2 separate regions of the Homo sapiens genome follow, and region 1 is linked to region 2. Evidence: chromatin contacts called from ENCODE Hi-C or POLR2A ChIA-PET data. All regions are on one chromosome and are shown on one strand. The core of a region is the stretch at or near the end of the contact, and the rest is flanking DNA. Distances in the headings are between cores, read along the strand shown.

Region 1 (4,301 bases), core at 619-3,118, 66 kb after region 2:
AACAAAAGAGAGATAGGATCTTGCTATGTTGCCCAGGCTGGAGTGCAGTGGCTATTCACCTGTGTGATCATGGCACACTACAGCCTCTGACTCTTGGGCTCAGGTAATCCTCCTGCGGAGTAGCTGGGACTACAGATGTGCACTACCACGCTCGGCCCTTCCGCTATTTTTGCTAACATCATCAGCTAGATCTGTCTGGCTGCAGAGCCTATGGCCCTCTGGGGGGCCACTTGAATTTATCTTGTCCGGTTCTGAGAGTCTGTCATCTGTTTATTTGCCCCACTGGGCTGTGGAATCCGGCAGAGCAGGGACCAGATCTGGTTGGTCTGTGGGTCTTGAGCGTCCCTTATGGGGAAGGCCCAGAGTGCATGGTCAGTGATGGTTTGTTGATGGAATGAACAATGTATCAAGTTCCTATGCCTCTTAGAATCTTGGGATTTCTCCAGCCATGTTTGTCCCTTAGAATGATGGAATTTCATTAGCCATGTTTGTTTCTAAGAATCCTGGGGTTTCTCCAGCCATGTTTGGCCTTAGATCATGGGATTTCTCTACGGAGGAGCCTTGGTGATCATCCAGGACACTCTGTCTCTTACCAGCCTTCTTCCTCCCTTCCTCAGGCACTGGCCCATAATCCAGCTCCTACTAGCCATACCCTCCTCCTTGTCCCAGGCCAGTGCCCCCTACCCATCCCCAGACCAAAACTGGAGTCTCCACGAAGAGCTCACTTGTCTTGTCCTGGCCTCCCAGTGGCTGGACAGACTCCCTGCTAAGGCTCAGGGCAAGCCCCACCTCCCTGCCAGTCCCTCCAGCCACCTGCGTCTGCCCCTGACTGGGCTGGGGTGTGTCGGTCTCCTCTCTGAACCTCTGTTTCCTCAGCTGCAAAATGAGGAGGATCATTTCGAACACTTTTAGCTCAGCTTTGTCAGTTTGCTACCGGGGTCCAGCTGGGTGGAGGATGAGGACCTTATGTATTACTATCTCCCTGCATCTCTGTGGGGTACCTTGCGGCTCCCGGGGGAAGCAGCATGTCTCTTTAAGGCCACTAGATGGCACCAGCGTGTCACCCGTCTCCCTGCAGGCTGACCTCAGGAGGAATTCCACCTGTGGGATTACACCCTAAGGACCACAGCCACCTCCCTCCTCCCACTGGCAGGAGCCCCTGAAGATCTGCCAGTGGGCGCAGGCAGGATGTGCAGGAGTTAGGGACAGGGGTGGGGGTCAGACAAATTTGAACTGGGGAGTTCTGAGCCAGGCCCTGCTCTTAGAGAACATCCTGGCTCTCTGCTTAGCAGTTAGTTCGCTGGTGACCCTAGGCATTTCATAGCACCCCTTTGAGACTTCAGGTTCTTTCTCTGTGAAATAGGGTACCAAGTCTCTTCTCCTGTGCATCGTGGAAACTGAATGATACTGGGCACGTAAAATGTCCATTCTGCCTCCGGGCACAGAGCAAGCTTCCACAGCATTAGCTGCCACACTAGTTATTAGTGTTACTTTGTAATTTAGTATTACGTCTCAGAATCTCCTCTGGGAGGAGCCTTAGGCAGGATGCCCAGAGATCTGGGTCTGCAATGGACTGTTCTCTCACTGTGTGACCTTTGGCAAGTCATTTCCCATCTCTGGTCCTCGGCTTGGCCTCCACCAGCCTCAAGAGGCTGGGAGTATCATGGAAAAATAAGGGCTTGGGAATCAGACAGACTTGGGTGTGAATCCCACCCACTTCTCCTCTTCCCAGCTGTGTGGCTTTGGGCTGCTCTGATAATTCCCTAATGATTTGTGTGACTATTTATTCTAAGTCTGTCTTCCTGGTTCTCTAGTACGTTCCACGAGGGCCAGGCTCATGTCAACGTGGCTCACCTACATAAACTCAACACTCAGCTCAGTGTCTGGTACGAGTAGCTGCAATAAACAAGGGTGATTCATTATCAGCGTTACTATCACTGTATACATTCACTCAGCAGCAGCAGCAGACCCCGTGTTCAGAGAGTCCTCTGCACTCTTTTTTTTTTTGAGATGGAGTTTCGCTCTTGTTGCCCAGGCTGGAGTGCAATGGTACATCTCGGCTCACCACAACCTCCAACTCGCAGGTTCAAATGATTCTCCTGCCTCAGCCTCCCAAGTAGCTGGGATTACAGGCACCTGCCACCATACCTGGCTAATTTTTGTTTTTTTAGTAGAGACGGGGTTTCTCCATGTTGGTCAGGCTGGTCTCCAACTCCTGATCTTAGGTGATCCACCCGCCTCGGCCTCCCAAAGTTCTGGGATTACAGGTGTGAGCCACTGTGCTTGGCCCCTGCACTGTCTTAATAATCCTCATCATTACCTCTGTTTTATGGATGAGGAGACTGAGAGCCAAGGAAGTTAGGTCATTGCCCAAGGCCACACAGCTACAAAGTCACAGGCACTGGGGTTGGAAGCTGAGCTCCATGACAGCCTTGTGTGAACGGATGTGGCAAGCTGAGTGAGAGTCCTCCAAAGATACCCACGTCCTAATCCCCCAAATACCTGTGAATCGTACCTTATCCAGCAAAGGGAATTCTGCAGATGTAATTAAGTTAAGGATCTGGAGATAGGGACATTATCCTGGATTGGTCAGGTGAGCCTAATGTCCCCACAAGGATCCTTCTATGAGGGAGGCAGGCATGTGGCAGTAGGAAGAAAGAGATGAGATGACCAGGCATGGTGGCTCATGCCTATAATCCCAACAGTTTGGGAAGCCAAGGCAGAGAGATCACCTGAGGTCAGGAGTTCGAGACCAGCCTGACCAACATGGTGAAACTCTGTCTCTACTAAAAATACAAAAATTAGCTGGGTGTGGTGGCATGCACCTGTAATCCCAACTACTTGGGAGGCTTCAGCAGGAGAATCACTTGAACCCAGGAAGGGGAGGTTGCAGTGAGCCGAGATAGCACCACTGTACTCCAGCCTGGGCAACAAGAGCAAAACTCCATCTCAAAAAAAAAAAAAAAAAAAGAGAGAGAAAGAGATGAGACTGAGGAAACGGGAGAAAAGACCATGTGATGTGGGAATGAAGAGAGCATTGATTCTATCTTGAAAGACAAGGAAAACCAGCCCTGCTGACGCCTTTAACACAGTGACACTAGTTTTGGACTTCTGACCTCTAGAATTATAAGGTGATAAATGTGTGTTGTTTTAATTTACCAAGTTTATAGTAAGTTGTTACAGAAGCAATAGGAAAATAAGGCACAGAGAACTGAGATAACGTATAAAAACACCCGGTATACAGTTGCAGCTCACTAAATGTTCTTTCCTTCCCAGCACTACCCCGTTTTCCTTTTCCAGCTACAACAGAATGGCAGAGAGGAAAGGACCCTCCGGGATCTTCCAGTTCAGCCAGCCCATTTTACAGAGGTGGAGACTGAGGCCAGAGGTAGGGAATGGCCCCTATCTTGCAGAGGTGAAAGGGGTCCAGGGAGCGAACTTGGGGGAAGGTCCTGGGCTGCTCGGTCTGTTCTAGTGTCTAGCACTGGGCATCCTGGGTGAAGTCATCCAGTCCAAACCCATTTTCCAGGTGAGGAAACTGAGGCCTGGCATTGCCTGAGAGATCTGCAACCTGCACCCCAAGCTGACAGGGTGTGTGCAGGCCTGGAGCCCTCATGAGTCCTCCTATTCAAAGGCCCTTCCCTCCCCCTCTTGAGCGCTGTTCCTCTGTGTGTATCCGCTGCAGACAGGGGCCAGCAGGGTCTGGGAAAGCCACATCAGAAGCCTGCCCAGCTGGAGCGGAGGAATGGGAGAGTGGCTTCTTGGAGGTCTTCAGCCTGGGAAAAGTCCGAGGCCTTCCTGTCCCCGCTCACCCTGTTCCTCCCAGGCAGGTCTGGTCCAGACAGCTGTGAGAAGTCCCCTGGAGGCAGCGTCCCAGTGGAGCTGGGAGGAAAGAGGGGCCCAGAAAAAGGAATTTGACCTCTGATCTGCAGCCAGTTGGTAGCATTATTCTGGATTATCCTAAATTGAGCCTGGAACCCTGGGCTTGTGTGACAGACCAAGGGGCCCCACGGGCTCTCTCTGCTCAGGCAGCTGGAGACACAGGTAGCGCCGTAACACCCAGCGACACAGGCATGATTCTTTTCCATAAAACATTCACACCACTGCCAGCCTTGATTCTCAAAACAGCCCTGCCAAGGAGAGGCTGTTACTGTCCCATTTTACAGATGAAAACATCAAGGCTCAGGGCCGGGCACAGTGGCTCACGCCTGTAATCCCAGCACTTTGGGAGGCCGAGGTGAGCAGATCATGAGGTCGGGAATTTGAGACCAGCCTGGCCAACATGGTGAAACCCCATCTCT
Region 2 (4,264 bases), core at 1,055-3,554:
CAAGGTTGGCCAGGCTGGTCTTGAACTCCTGACCTCAGGTGATCCACCCACCTCGGGCTCCCAAAGTGCTGGGATTACAGGCATGAGCCACCATGCCCAGCCCAGGACACAAATTTTTATAGCCATTCATTTATAGCCATTCATTCATTCATTCACTTATAGCCATGAATACAAGTTTAAGGTTGAAAATTTAGAAATAAATTATAAAATCCACCTTACGCTCACCATATGGAAATGCATGCTGTTCATGTAGTTTGTGTGAATTCTTGTCACCTAACATTGTATCTTAGTAGTTCCCCAGGCGATACATAGAAGCCATGTCGCATTTCATTTTACGAATGTATCATTACACATTCAATAACTCTCTCACTGTTGAACCTTTGGGTTGTTTTCAGTTATTTTAAAATTTTGTATTTATAATTTTTGGTTAAAATCCTTATATAGACGTCTGTCTACATGTTTGGTTATTTCTTTGGGGTAGTCTATGAAAAAGAATGAATGCTTCAAAGATAAAAACCTTCTCCCCTCTTTGGTATGTGAAGCTAGGTTTGGTTTAGGGGGCTTGGCACCTTTAAGAGTTTACTTTCACCAGACATACATCTACCTGCTTTACACAGTGACCCAGTGAGATCGGTGCTAAGATGATGCCCATTTTACAGAGGTGCAAACTGAGACATAGGGAGGCCAGTGTCACACAGTAAGCAGGAAAGCCTGTGCAATTCCAGCCACGCAGAGTCTGGAGTAGTTGGTCCCAAACAGGGCGTGTTTGCTCCTCAGGGACACTGCTAATATCTGGAAACATTTTTGATGGTCTCAGCTGGAGAGGGTACTGCTGTTGGTATGTAGAGGGCAGAGGCCAGGGATGCTGCCAAGCACCCTACGATGCAGAGGACAGCCCCCACAACCAGGGATCACCTGGTTGAACATGACAAGGTTGCTGGGGGTAAGAGACTCTGGTCTGGAACCCCATTTTTTACCAGCGTCCGCCAATACCTCTCTCATTTTTTTACATTAGTCCTATGGGATGCAGGGCAAAGGTAACAGCAGGAAACTCATCTAAGCAGGTCCCATTCCATCCCCTCTGACCTGCTCTTGGTGGTTGCGAGAGGATTTGCTTGTGAGAGGTTTATTGGAAGAGGATTTGAGAACTTACTTTCATTTGAAAGCTTACAGGATATTTATGACAGTCTTTCCTTACCTGCCTTCCCCCACAAAACCAACTTCTGCAGATACACAATCTAAGTAAGAAAAATCTGCTTACTTTGAAAACACAGCTTCAAGATAACCTCCCTAGATTTTTTTTTTTTTTTTTGAGACCGGGTCTCACTCTGTTGCCCAGGCTGGAGTGCAGTGGTGCGATCACTGCTCACTGCATTCTTGACTTCCTGGGTTCAAGTGATCCTTCCACCTCAGCACCCTCCCAAGTAGCTGGGACTACAGGTGTGCACCATCACGCCCAGCTATTTTTTGATTTTTTGTAGAGACGGGGTCTCACTATGTTGCCCATGCTGGTCTCAAACTCTTGGGCTCAAGCAATCCGCTTGCCTTAGCCTCCCAAAATGCTGGGATTACAGGCATGAGCCACTGCGCCTGGCCTAGTCGCCCTAATATTTATCACAAACTCCCTCACCCTCTTCCCCAAACAACTTCACATAAATCTACAATCTAGAAAACTCTGTAGGTTGGCTTTGCAGTTTCTAGACAACTCACCCAGCACCTTTTTTCTTGTGAGATGACACCCCTAAACCACTCCTCTACTGAATTTCTAGGGAAACGCCTGTGGCTGATGTAATCATCTGCTTTCTAAGGGCCAGGTCCCCTCTGCCTAAGCCCTCGGATCCCCAGCAGTGGAGGGACAAATGCAACTTGGCTAGTCACATCGCATGCTTTAGCATGTTTCAATTTAACCCTGAAATGGCTGTAAGGGAGGGAAACCTACCAGGATTAACACAGGAGAAGTTAATCCTCAGACTCTCCTCAAGCTCTGGCTGGCATTTGAACCCCGCTGCTTTCACAGCAGCTCTTTTCCCTGAGTCAGGTGCCTAAAGCCAACCCCTTGGGGGCTCTGTCCTTCAGGGACCAGAGCGGCAGCCCCCTCCTCCCCCGACTTCTGCCCGCCGTCTCACCTTCTCTCCACGGAGCTCTCCTTTGTGGCCTTGGGTCCCGAGGGAGAGGAAGATCCTGAACCTCTGTCCTTGCCTCTCCGAGGTCCCCTGGTCTGGCAGGGGGCTGTGAGTGTCTGGGCTGGAGAAAGACGGATAGGAAGAGTAGGGTGGCCTTTGAACAGGAATTGATTGCAAAACTGGTTTCGGTTAAGTGCTGCAGGAGAGAAAAAGCAAAGCTCTAGGGCTCTTCCAGGAAATCATGGGCTCCAGCTGTCACTTTCAGTTTCCTTTTTGCCAGTTTCTCTAATTGGATGAACAAGGAGGTGAAAGAGCAGAATCCAAGTCAGGAGGCCTGAGTCTCTCGTCTCTGTCCTGGCTGTGTTATAGGATGGACCTATATGGGGTATGAAAATAGCTCCTGTGGCTTAGAGCTATGGTGAGGAGCCCATGAGCAAGCGATGGGGCGCCTGTTGAATAGTGGATTCACAGTAGCTGTCATCACTGATTGTTCTGAAACTGCTTTCCTCCACAGCATCTTACGTGACGCTGATGTGGGTAACAACCCTATGAGGTGCACAGCATTAAAGGGCTAATAACTCTGAATGCAGAATCCTCTGAAAATGGAAACTTTATTTTATTATTATTATTATTATTGTTTTTTGAGATGAAGTCTCGCTCTGTTGCCCAGGCTGGAGTGCAATGGCACGATCTCGGCTCACTGCAACCTCCGCCTCCTACGTTCAAGCTATTCCCCTGTCTCAGCCTCCCTAGTAGCTGAGATTACAGGCACCTGCCACCACGCCCGGCTGATTTTTGTATTTTTAGTAGAGATGGGGTTTTGCCATGTTGGCCAGGCTGGTCTCAAACTGCTGACCTCAAATGATCCATCCATCTAGGCCTCCCAAAGTGCTGGGATTACAGGCGTGAGCCACCGCACCTGGCCTCAGAATGAAAACTTAAAAAAAAATGATAATTTATTCATTTAGTGGCAAAACCTGACCTGATCTGGCATGAATTCACCTGTGGTTTTTATGTCTCCTGCTTAATTTGAATATTTACAGTCACTGCAGAAATATTAATATGTTTGACTGAGGAGGGCTGCTGCGGGTGCGTGGGTTACATAGTACACGATACCTGCACCCCATTACCTTTCTAAAAATCCCCCAAATCAGGAACTCTGACATGCATCTGGCCTCAAGGATTGGAGATATAGGATTGTGATACTCTGTCTCCCACTTTAAGGAAGAGGAAACCCAGGCTTCTAGAAGTTGTGGGTTGTTTGTGATTACACAGCTAAGAACCAGTCCTAGGCTCTGTGTCTACAAGAATGAGCCCACAGTGAGGTTACGGGCTGAGATCTGTGTCTCTCTAGCATTTGTGTCAAATTGTGATCAGAAGCCATGTGGTTTGTTTGTATTTATATGCCCAGAAGTCCCCAGTCACCACCCCTAGCTGAGACCACATTGGAGGCTGTTGCTTTGCAGAAGGTGCGGCCCACCTAGCCAGTCCTGGCTTTGCTGTGATAGAGGCCACCTCCTGTCCCTGGGCCCTACGAGCAGGAATGAGGGGTTAAGGGCTGCTGAGTTGGGTCTTGTAGGGGCCTTTCCAACCGTGGCATCCCGGATTCCACAACCCACCCCTGCTCCTGGCCTCCCACACTTGGGGAACACGCTAAACACAGCCTGACCTTGAGGAGGACTTGGCTGCCTGGCTGGGGCCGCTGAGCCATCCCAGGCCTGCCTGTTGTTTTCCCTGGCAACGGACCCAGATGTTGTGGTCACTGCTCGGTCCTGGGAGTCTCAGGGGCCAGACCGGCCATTGGATGGGGGCAGTGTTTACCACCAGGGCTCTTGTGAAACAATCGCCCCAAGAGATGCCATGTGAGAAAAATGTTCTGTAGCCAAATGCAGGAAGTGCTGCTTATGTAAGGGGACAGAAAACATCCACCCTATAGCTCAGATGAACAAAAGTAGGGAGTCGCTTAATTTCCTAGAGTCCACTTCCCTTCCCTCAAGGGACCCAAGACCTGCTGAAAAGAAACAAACTTGCCTGAAGGCCCCTTAGTCTCTTGTGATTTAAAACACACTCTCGGACCGGGCGCGGTGGCTCACGCCTGTAATGCCAGCACTTTGGGAGGCTGAGGCAGGTGGATCGCTTGA

Evidence for each region. A loop is a pair of places that touch in the nucleus more often than their neighbours do. ChIA-PET counts read pairs that join two places held with the same protein, here RNA polymerase II (POLR2A). Pooled maps may share reads with other maps.
Region 1: a pooled map shows a loop between it and region 2 (2.7-fold over the local background). The contact joins the enhancer-like site here to the promoter of APOL6 in region 2. A Hi-C loop is called at or near these places in 2 of 50 pooled maps. POLR2A ChIA-PET finds 5 or more read pairs at or near these places in 4 of 52 experiments (A549, H1 and WTC11).

The regions. Positions count from the first base shown.
Region 1 is chr22:35,579,987-35,584,287 of GRCh38, reverse strand. It overlaps LOC107985590 (a long non-coding RNA gene), which reads left to right. Exons shown (of 5, transcript XR_007068163.1): 4 at 3,277-3,388. Among named protein-coding and RNA genes, the nearest start is that of MB, 35 kb to the left of the region's middle. RefSeq lists a silencer at 958-1,037 and enhancers at 777-1,278, 3,253-3,752. Within about 2 kb of position 1,868, at least 5 of the 41 ENCODE cell types and tissues checked have a DNase peak (open chromatin) inside an H3K27ac peak, as active enhancers do.
Region 2 is chr22:35,646,486-35,650,749 of GRCh38, reverse strand. It overlaps APOL6 (apolipoprotein L6), which reads right to left and starts at 2,304. Exons shown (of 3, transcript NM_030641.4): 1 at 2,127-2,304. RefSeq lists an enhancer at 2,300-2,599.